Regions from separate parts of the Mus musculus genome. Here regions 2, 3 and 4 are each linked to region 1. A link is a loop called in an ENCODE intact Hi-C map of the cell type or tissue named here. Cell type or tissue: left cerebral cortex. All regions are shown on one strand.

Region 1 (5,000 bases):
TTTTCTGGGATCTCGGAGGTGGATCTGGCCACAGTCCATCCTCTTGGCTAGTATTTAAATCAAGAGTGCTTCAAATTTGGCTTAAAATTGAGGTAGTGATCTTATTCTCGACCGGTAGGATTAGCAACACATGATCTAATTTTTAAAGTAATTCATTTGCTCATTTATTTTTCTTTGAGGCTGTTTATTACATTATGCTACATGTAATGAACAGACCATACTCACACATGAAATACATAGAAACACTGCCCACAAACTCTAGTACAGTTTATTCACCTGCTTATTTCAGCTTTTAATTCGTCACTTCCTTAGGTTTTTTTTTTCTTAATCTTTTATGAGGACATTGGCTAACACTTTGAAATCTTAGGAAACATTGCTACCATTTTTGTAGTAGAAGTCTATAAAAACTATCACCTTGCTAACATGAATTTCTATTAATTTTTAAAAGTGCTTCATAAATAGTTTTTTTTTCTTTTAATGAACCACTTGAAAAGGATGCATCAGGACAGTGCTCCTTGTGCCTCGGGACAGTGCTCCTTGTGCCTCGGGACAGTGCTCCTTGTGCCTCGGGACAGTGCTCCTTGTGCATCGGGACAGTGCTCCTTGTGCATCAGGACAGTGTTCCTTGTGCCTCGGGACAGTGCTCCTTGTGCATCGGGACAGTGCTCCTTGTGCATCGGGACAGTGCTCCTTGTGCATCGGGACAGTGCTCCTTGTGCATCGGGACAGTGCTCCTTGTGCATCGGGACAGTGCTCCTTGTGCCTCGGGACAGTGCTCCTTGTGCCTCGGGACAGTGCTCCTTGTGCATCGGGACAGTGCTCCTTGTGCCTCGGGACAGTGTTCCTTGTGCCTCGGGACAGTGCTCCTTGTGCATCGGGACAGTGCTCCTTGTGCCTCGGGACAGTGTTCCTTGTGCCTCGGGACAGTGCTCCTTGTGCATTGGGACAGTGCTCCTTGTGCATTGGGACAGTGCTCCTTGTGCATCTGGACAGTGCTCCTTGTGCATTGGGACAGTGCTCCTTGTGCCTCGGGACAGTGCTCCTTGTCTCATTCAGAAGCAGCAATAACAAACGGTGAGCTGAAGCACTATTAAGGTAATTGGAAATACTATTATTCCAGAGAATTTTGAATTTAAATTGTCAGTTCACTGAACATGTTACTGGAATACCTGCCAATCTCTCTCCAATGCTGGCAAAAAGCAGTGGTAAGAATAATTCCAGATGAATTGATTTGAGAAGCAGAATATTCTGAAGTCACCATGTATCTAGTATGTACTATGACTTTATTTTTGAGTTGTTTGTCTCAACTATTCCTAAAGACTGAATTAATTATAATTTTATCTAGATATTTATTAATAAAATCATCAGCCATCGTATGTATTTTCTTTTGTGTAGCTGTGGGGTTATCAAAATTTGGACTTTATTATTCATGTTTTCAAAATAGAAAGTTAAAACGTTTCGATTCTAGAGGAATTAGTAAAAGATTATCAAATGCAAGTTATGAAAAATCCTGAGCAGATGGGTGGTAGTAGCGCAGAGTCTCTGTGAGTTCAGGGTTCTACAGAGCAAATTCTAGAGCAGCCAGAGATACACAGAGAAACCCGGACTCAAAAAATCCAGCCCTGGGGAGGGGGGTTGTGGGAAGAAGCAGGGAAAAACAACTTTTAAAATAAATAAAATGGAAGAATTTTTCATTAGGGCAACAATTTATCAAGGCAAAAAGAATTCCAGACAACCATGCCTGCCAGAATCTCCATCATCCTGTTAGCGTTTTCACATCAAGTGAGAAGGCACATTCCTGAACCACAGGCACGGACACAGGCAGGAACACTGTGCATTCTCACACTACAACTATGACATCATACTTTGGGAAACGAAAAAGTTCAGCAATAGTTCTGTATACTCTGGTGTGACTTGTAAAGTCACTGCCAAAGACGAAAGAGCGCCACCTAGTGAACCTCTTGAAGAATCTTTCCTACCAGTTGCTCATTGGCGACCAAGGCATGCGCTCATGCGCCTCTCAAACCACTGAGGCTAATGCTGCAGTGAAGGAAACCAGCCTTTACAAGGTGCTGTGCACTTCTATCTGTATCCTGTGTCGAGAATGTCCATGCGCCTTTGCATCTGCTAATATTCTGTCCATGCTTCAAGGCACAATTTAAAATTCTGTCTCCTCACTAGGACTCCCCCACTGTTCTTTCTCCCAGTCAGTTACTGCCGGTGGATTTTGTGCATTGTCTGTTAGCTCCTTTTCTCATATGCAAGCGTGTTATAGTCAAATGTCTGTGTGCCCCATTCACCTGTATTTTAAGGGCAGAATACGCTTATGATAAACACTCAGTTTTGTTGCAAGGATTAAAGAATTAATCTTTAGAGGCCATTTTTCTTCTGTATTACTATTAGCCTCTACTCTGCTAAGGAACCCAGACTCTACAATATGTTCAGGAAGTATCAGAGATATTATATAGTACTCCTATAATATCTTCAACTTGCTGGCTAAAAGAAAATGTTTGTACATTGTGAACTTCTTTATTCTTGGTGATAATTTATAAACAACCATTCTCAAAATAACAACCTTTTCATTACTTTATAAATCTGAAAACTTAATAAGTAAGTGTATTGACGTTAAGAGAGACATTAGAGAGAGTCAACCAGAAAGGGAGCACTGATTGGCACAGAGAAGCCTTTATCACGGATGTTCCCTCATTCTTTGGCCAGGACTATATGAACTCGCCAGCCCTCCTCTTATGTAACCCATGCCACAATGTGTAGAAGGCTCAGTACAATAAGCAGGCCCTATCATAAAAACTGAGGCAGTGGGAGGAAGGTCAACTGGTCCAGGACTCTTGTGGTGTCTTTGAAAACAATCAGGTCTCTTTTTCGGGATGTGGGGTACCCAAACCTTCACAACCACCAAAGCTGTCCTGAGCCAATGGCATTTGGGTATTTGTATCACAATTCCAAAATTATAAAACTCACAGACTCCTGCGGGTGAGTTTTAGAAAGAAGTCTATTCTGGATTCATAGATGGGAGCTGAGGAAGGAGGGAGTGGTGAGCGCCTACACAGCAGGAAGGGTCCTGGGAACGTGGCACTACGAAGTTCTATGTCCGGAGGTTCTTTAAGGATTTCTGGGCATGGGAGAGTAGATGAGTCAGTCGGTCCATTCAGCCCATCCATATGCGCAGGTGTTTCCTCCCCTTATAGACATAGAGGCATGCATAGCCTATAGGCAGAGTGCTCATTTAGGAGACAACAACTGAAGAAGAACCAGGACTTTCTTTGGGATTTCTTGCCTCAAGCATGGACGCTCTCAGAATTGTTCTTGACCATCTTCTATCTACTCTTCTCTTTCTAGCTAGACAGACTCAGGCACAAGCCACCAGGGAGAAGGCAAGTGAGTTCTTCGAGTCAGGCAGAGAATGTACTCATCAGGGGAAAGGCACCTGCAAAAATGGCTTTGGAGGAGCAGGAATGTGTCCTGGGTTATGAATACCCTGCACTTTCGAAGAAAGAGGAAGGCAAACATGAAAACGTTAGGCTGGTATTTCTCAAACTTGTCCCACGTGTTTTAAAAACCCAGTTATAAAAGCTGTGCCTCGTGCCAATTAATTCAGAATCTTGGGAGGCAGAGGCTAGCTTTGAAACTTAAAAAAAGAGAAAAGGTAGAAGCCCTCTGCCTTAGTATGAGAGAGCTACCCTCACACACTCTCTGCTCCAATGCCTAGGCTGATAACCAACACATCAACTGCCTTTCAGCTTTGGACCAGAGAAAGCCAGGTATAGCTGAGATGTTCACCACAATACTGGAGTCAATGAAGAGGCTGTACAGAGAGTAAGGTCTCTCGCCCACAAGAACCAGTGCCAGACTACAGCAGAGTATGAGCAAGGCTGCCCTGGCTTTTCTGGAAATCAGCCTCCATGCTCAGCTGTGGGGAAGGGCAAGGAGGAAAGGTTCGGCATTCACCCTGGGTGCCCCAGAGAGGAGAAGAAGACAATCCCTGCCAACTTCATCCCACAGTAACAGCTATTCTCTGCCATGCATTTTCTGTGTCTTAGTTAGACTTTCCTGTGGGAAAGGAGCTGTACTTAAATGACAAGCTGAATGTAAACTGTTTCTGTTCTTTTGGTTCAAATTAGGGGTGGAAAGGAGAGAAATATAGGGATACCAAGGAAAGGCTAGACATCTGAAGAGAGAAAAAATTTCATTACCAATGAAATATAAAACTTTACTCTTGCCCTAGGTTCACATTTGTGTAGTTGAAGGGCTATTTGAAAACATTGCTTCTCTTTTTAAAATAAAAGAATAAAACCTAAATTAATAATTTGTATCTATAATTTAAATTATAACATTCAGACAACAGTGTATTAGTCAACCCTATCTTTTATTATCATTTTAAAATAAAATTTTAAAATGTGCATGTAAGATTTACTTGAATATGTAAATATTTATAATTAATTTTGCTTCTGGGGTTTTTCATTCTACCATGTATGGCTCACTGTGAATGTGAAGATTCAAAAACTCAGTGGATAAACGATTCTCACTAAACAAAATAAATATGCATTAGGTTATGTAAAGCAAGCAATTACAAATGTTTATGTTGTAAAAGCTAAACAATTTCAAACTTTTAAACTTATAAAATCAACAGTAGCATCCACCATTGGAGTGGTTCTAAATTCACAATACTGCTGAGTTCTAGTCCAGCATAGCCTGTTCTTACTTTTGTTTACTTCCAAGCATAAATGATAATACTTTTAGGATTTCAATTTGAACACTAAATTTTTTTCTGTGACAGAGAGAAAAATGTCAGCAGTCCCTTTACTTAATATACAGAGGGAAAAATTCTCAAGTATACTACAGTAAAAATAAATGATCAGAATACAGTAGACAATGTGGATTAGGTTCACAAGCTTCACACGCGAGAGGAGGTAAATGATATCTGACCCTGAGAACGTTTACCAGGAACACAAACAGGCAGAGCCTTCCTTATAAACACTGTG
Region 2 (5,000 bases), 260 kb before region 1:
ACTCTTTTCTCTTTGAAGCTTTTATTTAAGAAACAGAATAAGATTTGTACCTCTAATGAGATCTTCCCTGATTTAGGGCTCAGATAACAAGTTTTCTGTCTTTGTAATATATTGACCCATGATGCCTGGTGACAGGTACTTGAAGGAACATTCATTGAAAAAGTGGAGTTTCAAAAAAGTTCCAGGACACACTACACACACACACACACACACACACACAACCAAAAATTAAGACCCATTTTACAAACAGTTACGTCAATCATAAAATATAATTCTTGAGAGCCATTTTTTTCTAATTATAAACAATATTACTTAAAATTAGTAGATTTTTACAAAACTAATGTGACCATGAGGATAAAATACTCCCAACTTCATGTAACATTTTTAAATTCTTGAACTGGAAGTAAAATGATTTTTCCCTATTTAAACCTATTTAATGTCATTATCGAATTTAGATTTCAGCAGTAACTTGAAGTCAAGGCTAACTATACAAATATATTCTGATTTGTATTTGTTAGACGGTACTACATATAATATCCATCTACTTTTTCATTCTCTCTATGAATGTTTGCTGTTCTATCTTGTGGAGAAGAATTCACACACAGTAGGCAGTGCAAGGCAAAGGTATTGCATTTATCACAAAAACATATTTTAAATCCAATTTCTCTGTCCCCAGTACTTCAGTTTGGTTTGGGTCTTTTGTAAAAGAAATTTCTCAGATATGTGATATGATGGATCAAGTATTACCACAAAAACTTTTCTTTTAAGCAAAGGCCTATGAAAAGCATTATTTTTTTTCCTGGTCATTTTTCTTGGCAAGTTTAGAAAAGGCTGCCACCCATGTCTAGATGTCATCAAAGGCCCCTTACACATGTGTCATTTGAATGGCCCCTATGATCCCCAGTTTCCAAGACATAAAATTCCTTCTGTGAAAAAAAAAAAATAAGTGTAGCAGTGCCTCACTAATTGCAGACACCATGACAGGCTTACAGAGAAGAGCATCAGCGTTCCAAAACACTTGCCAACCCACCACTGCACAGGAGGCCAGGACTTTAGCAGAGGAGGCCATTGATAAAGTTGATGCAGAGGTCCAGGGTTATTGAGAGCTGTTGTATAACAGCAGTACACGCTGAGATATTCTGTGAAATCGTGCCATAAAGGAATAGTATTTACAAGTCCATGGAAAGCAGTGACAGGGATATGCCAGACACGAGCAGTTGGGCAGAGCTTTTAATGTGCTTGTCCATGTAAACCCATATAGTATTATCATTGACCCTAGGTGGTCAGCAGGTTTGCGATTCTGCCCTAAACTCATCCACTCCAACTTAAAACCTTCACCCTCTACAATGCTTCCAACAGCCAACGAAGAGGCATTATGCCACTGCTTGTACTGTGACCCCCTTCCTATCTGGACTCTCAGGAGCAGCCCATATTTATCATTAGCTGCTGGAGGCCTCCATCTACCTGCTGTCTGCAGCAAGCACCAACAGGAACAGCAGCGAATCTGCAAATGCTAGCCAATTATACAGTGTCTAGGACAGGTGGCAGGGGCTGCAGTAGTGAGGACAGATGGACCAACAACCTGACAGACAGACAGACAGCAGCACCATTAAGACATCATTACTTCCAGGCTCAGAAGAGGGGAAGCCTGCAGCATGGGGTTGGGGCAGTGTCATTCTTTCACTAGGGACAGGAAGCAGATTAATGAGGGTTCTGCCTCCCTCAAGCTGGCAGGCTTGAAGTATTTGGTTTTTTGTGGTTTTTTTTTTTTTTTTTTTTTTTTGGTTTTCCCCTGGATGAGAAGGAGCAGGGAATTCAGAAACCTGCAGCTCTTATAGAGCCAGGCTAGCTCTGGCCTTCTAAGTTAACAGCCTTTTATTTTCCCAGAGTCTATAATGAAAGAGGAGGAATCACTGAACCCCTACTATTTTGCTGTGGCCTGACAGCCACATCTCTCCCTCAGTATAGCCCTCCCTACTCTACAGCAGTTGCTTTTGCTCAGAGGACCCACAGTCTGTGGTTGCAGCTTTCCCTATGCCTCTCCTGTTAGGCTCAGCTGCACTGAAGAAAAGAAGATGCCTTCCCAGCCAGCACCTTCCCTTCAGGAGGCCATTCTAGGGAGTTTGAGAAAGGCCATGATGGGTGTGCCCTGTGCCCTGGTATCACCCCCTGCTCCCTCTCTAGACTTCCCTGCAACCAGCTAACTCTAGATGCAACAGGTTCCCTTTGGCTCTTCATGTCATTTGCTTGCCCCAAATCCACCTTCTGCATAAGCAGAGGATACCAAGACATTGGTACCAGTCAGGGAGTCTACATTCCACCACCCCAGAGAGGAAAACTTTACTAAAGGGAAGACAGAGTTGAAATCCCCTTCTACTTCACGCCACCGGAGAGGCTAAGAAGCCAAGGCCAGCATGTATGGCAGTCCTTGCAAGCAGTTCTGAAGCAAAGGGTAGTACAGTCTCACAGACTCCTGCACTACCAATAGTCAACCCCATCCCCTCCTCATGCCCAGGAAAATGGGGGCACCAGGCACGGGTCCCCTAAAGGGCTGATGGGTTCTGTAAACAGGGCATGTGTAGATATTTAATCCCCGACTGCTTCCTTTGGGAAATGGGAAGGCCCCAGAGGTCTCTTAGAAGCCAGTAATGAGAAACCCTTATTTTATTTCAGGCCAGAGTTACCAATCAGCTGCTGTCATTACCAAAAAAACTTTGTACTGCCAGTGGCCTTGCATGCGGATAAGAAAATGTGTCTTCATACAGTTATTCTGTGTAGAAGCCTCAGAATCAAAGGTTAAAGGGAAGCTGGGAATGCAGGTTACCAAAGATGGCAACTGCCCAAAAAAGACCCAACCTTTGCATTGTAAAATGAATGAGCACCAAAACAAACACTAAAAATAAGCCTTTTTATTATATAAATACCAGCAAGCACCCTTCACTGTTGTAACTCAGATGTGCTCAACAACTCCAAGGAGGAGCTGCCCTCACCATCTCTACCTCCACCCTTTTCTCCACTCATGCCCTGGTCCCTAATCTGCCCTCAGCCCAGAGCTCCTACCATTGGGTGGGATCAGCTTCACTTGGCGCTGCATATCTCACCCCACGGTGGTCCCCCTGTCCACTCAGTCCTCCTGGGCACTCCTGGCTCAAGCCATCTTCCTGGGGTCCTAGGTTTTTGGCTTTGTGGGGTCCTCTCCTTTCTCCGGACTCCCAGACTTCTACCCTGCTCAATCCCGAGGAGGGGCCCCTAGCCCCAAGGTGGGCACCTCTGCCCTCACCCCTGCTCCCTCGTCAGCCCCTCCCCCACACTCAACCCAGAGGACCTGGTGAGTGAGTAGTGAATGGATGGATGGAGGCACCACCGAGGGATGGATGGCGTGCCCTGGGGGGTTGGGGGGTGCTTACTTGAGCATGGCCTCTTCTTTTTCCTCCTCTTCCTTCTGCCGGTCCATCACTGCCATGATAATGTTCCTCTCCTCCTCGGTCAGGTGGCTCAGGTCGGGCAGTTCTTGCATAGGGGGAGGCACCGTGGGTGGGCGAGGACCTCGGGGCCCCACGGCCGAGGACATTTTTCGTGGCCTGCCCGCCCCCTCGGCTCGCTGGCTCTGGCTCTCACCTTTCGGATTCACGCCCCGCAGCTGCGCCCCTGCTTTCCACGCTCACAGCGAAGCCCTCCCGGCGGCGGCAGCGGCGGCGGCAGCGGCAGCAGCAGCGGAGCCGGGGACAGCGAGGACCCAGTCTCTCATGATGCTCTGCCTCCCGCCGAGCCCGGATGCTGCCTTTGTTTGGGTCGCCCTGGCGAGGCTCGGGGCCGCCTGGCCGCCTCCCGCAGCCCAGCCTCGGCCGGCGGGGGCGGGCAGGCGGAGGCTCGGCGAGAGGGCGAGGGCTGGCGCTGAGCTCCGGAGCACGGCGGCCGGGCGCGGGCTGGGCTGGCGGGCCGGGGGCGGGGCCGGGCCGGGGCCGCCCGACGCTGCTTGCTCGCGGGCTCCGCTGCCTCCAGTTTGGGGCTGCGGGAGGGAGAGGGAGAGTTTGGGTGTCAGTTAGGCGGAGTCTCGGAGCTTCGCTCCCGGGTGATGCTGCTGCTCTCGCAGACATAAGCTGCCAGCCACTCAGTCCCGGAGCCGCTCCGCCCACGGGCACCACCCACCCACTCCCCGGGTCCGAGCCACGCGTGCCCTGGCCATTCCCCCCGCCCCACGCTCGCCGACGTGCATACTCCACTGATCTCTCCCAAGGTACCCCTCACCCTGAGTCATCCTCCCTCTCCCAGGTCCTGGTCCATGTCATCCTCCCCAGCCCTATTTTCCCATGGGTTGCTTTAATCATCTTCATCCTCGCCACAGTCTTCATCATTGATGCTTTTAGAGCACCCACAGGGTTTAGAACAGCAGGATGGTACACCCTCTAGGTCTATTTTCCCCTTCCTGCCACCATGTCTTTCTGCTTTACTCGGCAAGTGTGCACAGCCACAGTTGTGTGTGGGTTCCTAGATAATTTTGGTGCACACACACACAACATACACACATCCAGCAACCCGAATTAGCATTGTACCCTTCAATGCAATCTTTTTCTTGATGGGTTCTCGCTAGAATTGTTCTGCTATGTATCCTCATTTTCCCCTCAAGATGCCCCACCACACAGTAACTCTTTAATTTGCCATTTGGGGCACTGGGTAGCCCCATCAGACTGCATAACTGCACTTCACTGGTGCTTGGAAATGGATTATCTACTCTAATTCCTCCAGTGATGTTCGCTATCATCATGCACTCACTTCTCAGCCTCCGTGGGTACTTCTCCAACAACACCACGATAGCACGATAAGGAAAACACCCACCCATATCCTATTGGATTTAAAAGCGTCTGCTCAGTGCCTGGTACGATGATAGGCATTAAAGGGTGAGCTTCTCTCAGTGATAAAGGGGGGAAAATTAATAGACAATTCTTTCAAAATACGTAATATTATCGCCTTTGAAACCTGGAGACTGAATTTTGGTAATG
Region 3 (5,000 bases), 440 kb before region 1:
TATTCAAGATGGCGCACTAGTATCTCTAGAGGGAACCAAAACAATGAAGAGGAGAATTAAATCTCAAGTCCTATCATGTACAGATTTACATGTTATTTTCATGAGCTTTGGCGCTTAATATTGGAACTGAAAAGGGATAAGAATTGGGGGTCTCATAATGGTGTGTATGCACTTTACATTTGAGAGGTTGATTCATTCAAAATGACCAGAAGGTATGGGTTAACCCAGGTCCTTTTTAAGATGTCCTACGTTGTGGTTCCAATCACAGAATGAGACCACGTTTGGGAAACAACATCTTTGGAAATATGTCTTTAATCATTTCTAAATAGGTAATCAGAACTCTGAGGAAAAAAAAATTGTTCTTCAGTGTTTGATATAGTGCTTATAGAAAAATTCATCCTGATTTCAGTTTTTAGAAATGAGACCAATAAGTATGGATACAGAGAGGGGATGGGAGAAACAATCAGCTGCTGAGTATAAAATGTATAAAAGTATACATTAAAAATATAGATTTTTCTCCCAGACCAAAGAATCTTCTCTTGTCCTGCAGCCACTCTAAGGTTGGAAGGCTTCCTCTCTTGTTGCCATATGCAGAGTTTACCTGATCTTAGACAGACCCTGGTCCTTACTGCTTCCTCTCTCTGCTTATGTGATGACCACAGTCATCTGTTACTGCACATCTTCCACAGGGCAGGTCTGGTTAACACCTGACCTTGGTTTTCATTTCTCTTTGTGTTTGTGTGTCTCTGCATGTGTACACGTGTGCCATGCCTATGAAGGCTGGAAGAGAGCTGAAGTCATGGGTGATGAGGCTATGATCAGAGTATGAGACCCCTGACCTCAGTGTAGGACTCTCCACTTCTCCAGAAGCAGCAAATGCTCTTGACTACTGAGCCATCTCTCCAGCCCAAGCCTGCTCTTGGTTTCTAACTTGCTTTGTGTTTCTTCAGCACAGTGTTACATGATGTCTTGTTGACAGACTATTGAAGGTACTATGGTGGGTGCTCCTTTCATTCTTGCCATAATTCCTTCCTTTAAATACAGTGTGGCCTAAACTTTCCAGTTCCTACCACTTTGCAGGTCTTTGTCTCACTGCTTTCTCTACCTGCCAAAGACTGTTTGCCTGAAGTTCAGAACAGTTATGAAGTATTCCTCTACCATTACAAGTGGGAGTTTATAAATATATACTCCTACAGGCTTTCTGGTTTACTGAGATAACTGAGCAGTAGGTTTTACTCTTGCTCTGGTGGGTTTTTTTCTTTTTTTTTTTTTTAAACTGGAATTAACTACCTCAGCTTTGTCTTCCTTTCTGAATGGTTCCTATACATTGTATGTGGACTCTCAAAGGAAACATGCTGGAATTCTAACCCACAGTACCAAATAGAATATTCCTTGAAAGCACACTCTTTGTAGGATAATCAAGTTAAACTGAGATTGCTAGAGTGGATTTTAATCCATCGTGACTTTTAAACAGGGGATAAATTTAGCCACAGAGGCGACACATACAGAATGAAGATGGTGTGAATATGCATAGGAAGAGGGTTTGGTGACTGTAGAGAGTTTGAGAGCTACATCTCCGAGGCCAGAGAAAGGTGCAGCCATCAGAAGCCAGGAAGCTGAGGTGGAACAGTCCCCCTAGAGTCTTCACTGGAGCATGCTGCTGCAGCTGCCTCAGCTCTGACTTCTGAGCTGTAGGACTGTGAAATGATTTACTGTTGCTTTAAGGAAGGAAATCTTTGCTATACTTTAAGGTTAGCTCCTTTCCCATTTAAAAATATGTATCCTTATTACCTTTCTCACACTTCCTATGCCTTTCTAATAAACAAACTGTATTTAAATTACTTTAATCCTCTTCCTTCCTCCCTCATGTCCTCCTCCTCCTCCTCCTCCTCCTCCTCCTCCTCCTCCTTCTCCTCCTCCTGCAATCTTTCTGCAATTCTTCTGCTTCCATGGTACTAGAATTACGCTAACATAGAACCACTCACCATGCCTGAATGTACCTGAACTTTCATTTCAGATTCCCATGTGACTAAAAAATATTTTTCCAACAGAGTCTGAGGTCCTTTTAAAAGAAATAACGGGCATCCTGCTGTTTTCTGTGCTTTAAATTTTATTTTCTTCTTTTATGTGTGTGTTTGCCTGATCAATGTCTATGTATTACTCATGTGACTGGTGCCCAAAGAAGCCAGAAGAGGGCCTCAGATCCCTTGGGACTGGAGAGTTGTAAGTGGCCACGTGGGTTCTTATATTCATTCCTGGGTCATCTAGAAGAACAGCCAGTGATCTTGACTGCTGAGGCATCTCTCCCGTCTTGTTTACCATTTTTAATACTTCTGGCAGCTAGCCAAGTGGTGTTTATGGTTTTGGAAAGAATGAGGTAATAGATCAAGGAAAGCTAAGACGGTGAATTAAAAAAATAAAACAGTAAAGGCTTTGAGGATCCATGCAATTGGTTCCACGTAAACAGGTAAAGGAAAAAAAAACCTAGACTAAACAAAGACGCTGATACTCAGAAAAGGTCAATTTGCCTTGGTGCTGCAGTCTCAGGACTGTTTCACTGCTCGTTTTAATCTTTAAATAAAATAATCATTAAGATATGGAAACAGCAAATGAGACAAATGTTTTTTTTTGTGTATTTTTAAAAGGTTTAAGAGCATAACTTTAAATACCACTCCCTATAAGCAGCCACTCTGCTGCAGTAATGCCTTGGGAGATTTAAAGCACCAACATCAGACTGTTGCTCCTACCCCGAGCGAAGCTCTTGCACAAAGTCAACAGCATCAGCTTCTGCTGACATAGCTCCACTGAATAACTATATTTATGCACATTTTAATGAATATATTTATAAGAATGCAATTGTTTTTGCCTTTTAAAACAATTAAAGATTCCCTCCAGGGGGACAATGAAGATGTTATTGTGTTGCAAGTCTCTTCTAGAATTACTGGTAATACATTTAAAATATTAAAGGAGGAAAAAAATAGTTTGACTTGAAGTTGATGAATGTATGCGCTAAGCCCCTTTGGCAATTTTTTTTCATTCTGCAGTTTGCTACTGTGTCTGAAATGCTCAAACTGATTTGCAGGAAAATGAGAGGAGCATTCAGGAGCAAAGGGATGTTCTTGTATCTCCTGACACTGGTTTAGCTGCATCCAGACACAACTTTGATAAGAAGAGTAAGAAGAGGTTGAGACCCAGAGGCCAGGGCCAGGAAGAGTGCTATCACTAACTTCTGCTTATATCCCTGTGGATATAAGAAGTCACCAGCCCATACTTTACAATTTATTTCACAGTCCTGGGAATGAAACCCAAAGCATTACACATGCTAAGCAACTGTCCTACCATGGCTCTATACCTACCATAAGATCATACATTAAATGTAATATTGCTAAGAATAAGTACACCTTCACTTTGGTCAGTGAGCAGTGACCATGGTAGAAACTGGGAAGCTAAAATTTTCTTGTAGTATTCATCAAGACTCCTGTGCACTGTAATTTTCCAGCTAAGCCTCATATTTAACCCATTTAGTACTTCATTATGGCTTGGAAGCATCAACTGTTCTTCACACTTGTACCCAATGTTGATAAAAATAAACTCCATTTATCCCAGAGTTCATTGTGAGGTGGTTTTCATTTTGTTTTTGTTTTTTCATTTTATTTCTTTTTAAGCAATAAGAATTCTTAAGAGCCAAGATAAAAGCTACACAGTGTTATTGTAAAGGAGAAAAAGATTAAATTGGGGAGTCAAATATTAGATGATACAAAACATTATAGGGTTCTGAATATAGCCTCCCAAGATCTAGATTTTTAAATATATCCATTATGTGCTTAACTAAAACTAAAAACTATAAACACCAACATCTGTATACCCCAAGAGATGTTAGTTACATCATGCACTTTGGAACAAAGAGGAAAAATTTATCATTCACTGAATAATTACTTACTGAATAACAGGTTTAAGGAATTGTGCCAAGAATTCTTGGGATTCAAAGTAAACCAGAGTCAGATATCCTGTAGGCAGCATAATCTGTCCTCACATACCATTTCAATACAAAGTAATACGTATTTGAAAGTTGGAGTTACCATTTCAGAGGAGAGGAGAATCATTACTAAGTTCGCTGTTCAGAGAAGACGTAATTGACAAACACATCAAAGTAAAAGGGGGGACGGTGTTCTCACATGAGCACAGCAGGGATACGGAGAAGGAAAATCATCATAACATAACGATCTGCAAAAGCACACACAGCATCTATCCACTAACAAGCAGCCCTCTTGCCTTAGACAGTGGTCCCCAGTGGGATGGAACAGAAAAGAAAGTGAAAATCAGGCAGCAACCAGGACGAGCAGGCCTTGAAGACCAGGTCAGAGCTGCGAGGCACCATGGGAGGCTCAGGGGTAACCATCCACACTTGTAGCCCCGGATTAAACCTTGAGTGGAAGCTGCACTGAATGGCATCTAGACCACGTACTACAAACTCAAAGCCAGGAAACTGTGTAAGGAGCCTTGCTGGAGACCAAGGAGCAAGCAAACATGCTTTAGAAGGTCAAGGAGAGCTAAGACATGAATTATAAGCACGAGTTTATCCAAAAGGATCACCTTATTGACTGCTTCAGTGAGCGGGCTGCCTACTTTCAACAGGATCACCATTAATAATACTGGACGAATCTGGGGACAGATTAATAAAGCTTTGAACTGGGCAGTGGCATTATTATATGTTTATCATATTTCCCTTTGCTAAATCAATGTCAGCTTTAAATACATTTGTTTGACAATTCTGAACCAATACGATTCAGAAATGTTTTAAATACACAGTAGAAACATGCCACACTTGGATAAAATTAGTATTCTGTATAAAATAAACCAATGAAACCATGTCACCTTACGTGACATATATATAATACTCATACCACATACCTGCCCCTCAATGATATCCAGGTACTTAGAACAAGTAAGTTAAGAATACAGTGTGGGTAGGAAGCCTGTTCGGAATGAGGCTTCCTTTC
Region 4 (5,000 bases), 120 kb before region 1:
AAAAAGTTTTGCAAAAGTAAGGCGAGAGATCTTGCAAATTTTTCAGGCTCTAGTCACAAGACTCTCCCAAAATAAGAAATTTGTTTAGGTTTCCATTTGTTTTCACACTTTTCTAATTAAAAACCTGTCCATGTACTGAGACTAAACTTAGACAACAAACACTAATAGAGTAGCTTAGCATTTTAATTTTCAGTGTGAGGCCTGTAAATCTCAGTCTTGATAGGGGGGTGGGGGGTATTGGGATGCTTTATAGTGTATAACACCATCAGAACATTGTTCTGTCAGATATTAAGGAAAAGTAAAACAAAAAGTGACGCCGACACCAGATTGGTGTGCAGTCATAGGTTGCTGTTGCAAACCCTTTCACTCTCCTGTCTACAGAGACTCACAATCAAAAGGGCAGAGAACAAGGCATGCAACATGGAGGTTCAGCAACAAGGGCCATGAGGCACTTTATGAAAAAACGTGATGAGAACTTCACTTTGGCACATCCTCCCTCTACTGGGGTGAAAAACACTCTGACCACCCTTGCTTGGAGCTGAAATCAGGTGAAAGCTCTTGTACCTAAAGACACATACCTAACCTTAAAGAAATGTACATTTCCATAAAGCTATTCAACCAGTATGTCGACTGATAGGTATCAGATTTGCTTGGCTTTGTGTTTTAAATCTGAATTTATCTTTGAAGGTCATACATGAATATTGTAATTACATAATTTCTACCTTTCTTGAATTTTTCTGTTCTGTCCTACTTCCAAATTCATGATGTTTTATCTAATTATTTTACACACACACACACACACACACACACACACACTTAAATAGAGAAAGCCTACTGACCCCCCACTTACCATTACTCCTACTTTAGTACTAAGTGTTCGGTATTGGACAACCAATGGGGTCTTGTCTCAGAGGAAGACTGAATCTCCCTCTCTTGGCAGTTCTTAGTTGCTTATAGCTCTTCATCTACAACAGAGACCCCGTGAAATTTCTTCCATGTGTCTTGGGATGTCAACTGTTATTGGACATGATCAGGTCTTTCTTTAGGCAGCCATGTTTGAGATTTCATGGGTGTAGCTTCCTTGCCATAGCTAGAAGGAACAATAGTGTAGCATATGTCCTGTACCTTCAGATCTTACACATTTCCCCCTCCCCTTTCATAAAGTTGAGTGAGCCTTAAGCATAGAGGTTACGGTGTGTATGTAATTGGGGGCTTTAGGCACACAATTGTTCTTTGCATTTTGACCACCTCTGGCTTTCTAGAATATATCCATCTGATGATTAAAAAAATCTTCTTCGATGTGGGGTAAAAGTAAGAACAAGGATAAGTATTTAGACTGTGGTTATAAATTATAGTGGTTTGGGGAAATAACAGTAAGAGGTGTTCTTCTAGGTTGCAGGATTTCACCAGCTGTGGGTATAGGCACGAATCCCCACCTATTGTGGTGGTCATTTAGTCCAATTAGGTGGCTGTCAGTTACCCTGTAGAAGTAAGCACCAATATTGTACTTTTAGAGATATCTTGCTGTGCTGATCATTGCTGTGGTTCATAGATTTTTACAGCTGGGTTGGACTATTGATTGGTGCTCTCCACTGGCAGCTTGTGTCTCGTCTTCAGCTAGTCCTTTGAGTAGAATTTCCAAACAGTTCCAGCTTGATCCTCCTCAATGTGGTCACAGTGTATGCTTTCTTCAGAAATAGGATCACACCTTCAAGTTCTGGGAGGCAACCAAAGACAGTGGCATTAACCTATATAATTATGAGTTCCTGTTTAACCCAACCAAACAATAGCTCAAATAAAAAAACTTCCATGCCTGGCACTGGGGTATTTGTAAGATAGTCTTTGGCTCATTTATGTCATATATATATACATGCAAACACATTTACTTATATACACACATTTATACATACATATATATCATATCAGTGAATTATTTGGATAACTGGATATGGATAATTTGGAGTGTTTAAATCTATAGTTACCACATAAAATGTTCCTTAAAGATTTTTTTTAGTACGTGTTAGTATAGTATAGTTAGCAGCATGTTTCATATCCACCCCTTTCTCATAGAATTTGTTGTTATTAGGAAATTAACACAGACAGAAATTATTTTTATTATACACAGTTGAGTAAATGTCGATGAGACTGTGAGATGTTTTGTCACCTTGGAATCTTCAAAGGATCTTTGGTTATTCTAGAATGCTTATCATAATCAAAGCCAATGTAGCCAGAGGCAGCCCGTCAAGGGGAGCAAGCTCAGCCTACGAACCACCATCACACCTCCTCACACCACTCTGACGTTCATTTCCATCCCTTCATTTCCTTCCAGGCTATGTGTGGAGGATGCCCTTCTCTGCTAAGTATGTCTCTGGAGATGCCATACTTTCTCTCCCCCTCATCTCTGATGTCATCCCCAGTGGCTCTAGGGAGTGAGGGAGGAAAATGACTCATCCACCATGCTCCTGAATGGGAACCAAAGTCACAAAAGCCATAGAGATGGTGGCAGCAAAAAGTGCAAGGAGAGTGGAGGAGAAGTGTTAAGAAGGAAGTATTTGCATGTGTTGCCAGATCTCATCCTCTCGGTCCTCATGTCGTTGGACGATGGTGCAATGGAATGAGCAGACATACTTGCTTTGGAGTCAGCTCTGGCTGAGACATCTGACAGAATTCTAAAGCATCAATGAGCCTCTTTGGTTTGGGTTTAGGATTTCTTTCTTTCTTTTTTCTTTTTCTTTTTTAATATAGTGTATCAAGCGGAAAAAAATACCAGAGACTCACATCCAGATAAGATAAGCTTATGCGGAAATTAAAGAATTTCACACGAGGCATCTCCTCGGAGAGTTAGTTGCTTGCTTAGACATACACAGGGCATGCCTCTCTACTGGGCAGGTCTACTGAGAGTAACACAGGGTCGTTTTGATTTGAATTTTTCCTGGCGGTCCTGTGAAGGCTTGATGCCCCAGTATAGGGGAAGGTGAGTGTAGGGAGGTGGGGGCGGGTGGGTGGGTGAGGAGCACCTTCATAGAAGCAGGTTAAGGGGGAGTTGGGTAGTGGGTTTGCAGAGGGGAAACTGGAAAAGTTACATTTGAAATGTAAACAAACAAGATAGTCAATTTAAAAGAGAGAGAGAGTAACACAAAAGCAAACAGGAGAGTCACTAAAGAAAGGAGTATCGGAGCAAAAAGGAAGGAGACAGCACAAAGTGCTCAGCAAATGTCCTGCCTTCCTTAGGGTGGCTGTCCGTACTTAACTCCGAGGTGAACAATGGATTTCTGAGATCAGAACATTCTAGACATGAAACAGGAATTACTTACTTATGCCCCTCGCCCACCCACTCTCCCCAAGTACATATCCTCTGGTTTTCATTTTTGTAGACATACAGGTCATTGACTTCCTGGCAGCAGATCGCTAAGACTTTCTTATTATTACCTATAATCTAATTGCTATGAGTACCACTAAACACGAAGTTAATGATGTTCACGCAACCCAGTACAGCTATAGAAAACAGCTTCACTGGACTGCTGAAAAGAAACCCATCTGCTTGAAAATCCATTCTAGCATAATAAGTAAAAAAACTTGGAAAATGTCACTACCTCTGTCTTTGATGGTGAATCCCCTCTACAAAAGGCTAACTTCATTCATCACTGCTTTCAAGTTCACAAGTGCCTTTTCCCAATCTTGTTTCTACCTTGCTGCATCCACATGTACTAATAATGAGGTGGGAAAATCTTCTATCTTCAGGTAGGTTGGAATGTCAAATGATTGGAAGACACATAGCTTTCGATACTGAGCAATAATATGCTTGTGTGTGTGTGCAGGTGTGCTTGTATGTGTGAGCGTGTGTGTGTGTGTGTGCATATGTGTGTGTTTGTGTGTGTGCATGTATGTGTTTGTGTGTGTGCATGTGTGTGCATTTGTGTGCATGTATGTCTATGCGTGTATGTCTGTGTATGTGTGTGTGTGTGTGTGTGTGTGTGTGTGTGTGTGTGTGTGTACATATGTGTTGCTAATAAGCCCAAATAAAGTAGAGTCCTATATTCTAAACTATAGGGTATTCTATAAGAATGGAAAGTTTGAATTATAGCTTAACTAGTAAGTATCTAAATTTCTATAGACTTAATGTTTATTCCTCTTTAAAATCTTCATGGTAATATCTGGTCCCAAAGTAAAGGTGGAGGTGTGATAAAGCCTTCCCCTGCAACAGTTTAGTGCTTTACAAAAATGACCTACATTCCTCCTGCCATGTGAGGCAGAGAGAGAAGATTGTCTATGAGCAGCAAGACATGTCATCTGCTAACACAGTATCAGACTCCTTACCCTCTAGATATTAGAAATAAATTTCCGTTCCTTATAAATGAAAGCTTATGATGTTCAGTGACAGTAGTATAAACTGGTTGAAAAAGAAAACGCTTGCCTAATTATCCTGTAGAATAAATCTCTGCATAATCACTGTATTAATTAGGGTTTCTATTGCTGTGATGAAACACCACAACCAAAAGCAACTTTGGGTGGGGGGGTTCATTTCACTGATATGTCTAGGTAACAGTCCCTCACTAGAGAAGTCAGGGCAGGAACCCAAGCATAGCAAAATTGTGAAGATTGGAGCTAAAACTGAGGCCCCAGAGGACTGCTATTTGCTCTCTTACTCCTCCTAAGGCATGGTTTGAGCAGTCTGTTTTAACATAGCACCTGGGACCACCAACCCAAAGGTGGCACCATACACAGTATGTGTTCTTCCACATCGATCAGTAAGTAAGAAAATGCCCTACAGACTTGCCTGCCTACGCCTGATCTTGTGGAGGTAATTTCTCAGTTGGGGTTCCCTCTGGTCAGAGGACTCTAGCTTGTGTCAAGTTGACATAAACCTAGCCAGCATAACCACCATAATGGGAACACCATGGAGTCTTCTTGTACAGTTGGCAACACCTCTCACAATATTTCCTCAGTGTTCTCTGCAACTTTCAACAACAGCACCCCTTTGAATTATGGAAAGGATAGAA

What was found. A loop is a pair of places that touch in the nucleus more often than their neighbours do. Peaks named below come from ENCODE experiments on the same cell type or tissue, not always from the same donor. Only the 100,000 strongest peaks of a DNase experiment are listed, where the experiment ranks them.
Region 2: it touches region 1 in a loop (6-fold over the local background); 6 of 42 quality-filtered maps call a loop at or near these places.
Region 3: a loop joins it to region 1, with 2.6 times the contacts of the local background. A loop is called at or near these places in 7 of 42 quality-filtered maps.
Region 4: a loop joins it to region 1, with 3 times the contacts of the local background. A loop is called at or near these places in 2 of 42 quality-filtered maps.

Annotation. Positions count from the first base shown.
Region 1 is chr1:23,060,240-23,065,239 of GRCm38, forward strand. No RefSeq gene overlaps it. Among named protein-coding and RNA genes, the nearest start is that of Ppp1r14bl, 40 kb to the right of the region's middle. In left cerebral cortex, a CTCF peak has its summit at 1,956 (motif pointing left); DNase peaks (open chromatin) are centred at 1,945, 2,818, 3,159, 3,472 and 1 more place.
Region 2 is chr1:22,802,154-22,807,153 of GRCm38, forward strand. It overlaps Rims1 (regulating synaptic membrane exocytosis 1), which reads right to left and starts at 4,005. Exons shown (of 35, transcript NM_183018.4): 1 at 3,408-4,005. The coding sequence starts at 3,571. In left cerebral cortex, no CTCF peak of the experiment used is centred here; DNase peaks (open chromatin) are centred at 1,059, 1,255, 1,432, 2,215 and 6 more places; H3K4me3 peaks cover 4,457 bases; H3K27ac peaks cover 3,811 bases.
Region 3 is chr1:22,624,950-22,629,949 of GRCm38, forward strand. All of the region lies in intron 3 of Rims1 (regulating synaptic membrane exocytosis 1), which reads right to left. Among named protein-coding and RNA genes, the nearest start is that of Rims1, 180 kb to the right of the region's middle. In left cerebral cortex, CTCF peaks have their summits at 1,644 and 2,181 (motif pointing right); DNase peaks (open chromatin) are centred at 1,528 and 2,186; H3K27ac peaks cover 405 bases.
Region 4 is chr1:22,937,608-22,942,607 of GRCm38, forward strand. No RefSeq gene overlaps it. Among named protein-coding and RNA genes, the nearest start is that of Gm7759, 42 kb to the left of the region's middle. In left cerebral cortex, no CTCF peak of the experiment used is centred here; a DNase peak (open chromatin) is centred at 2,422.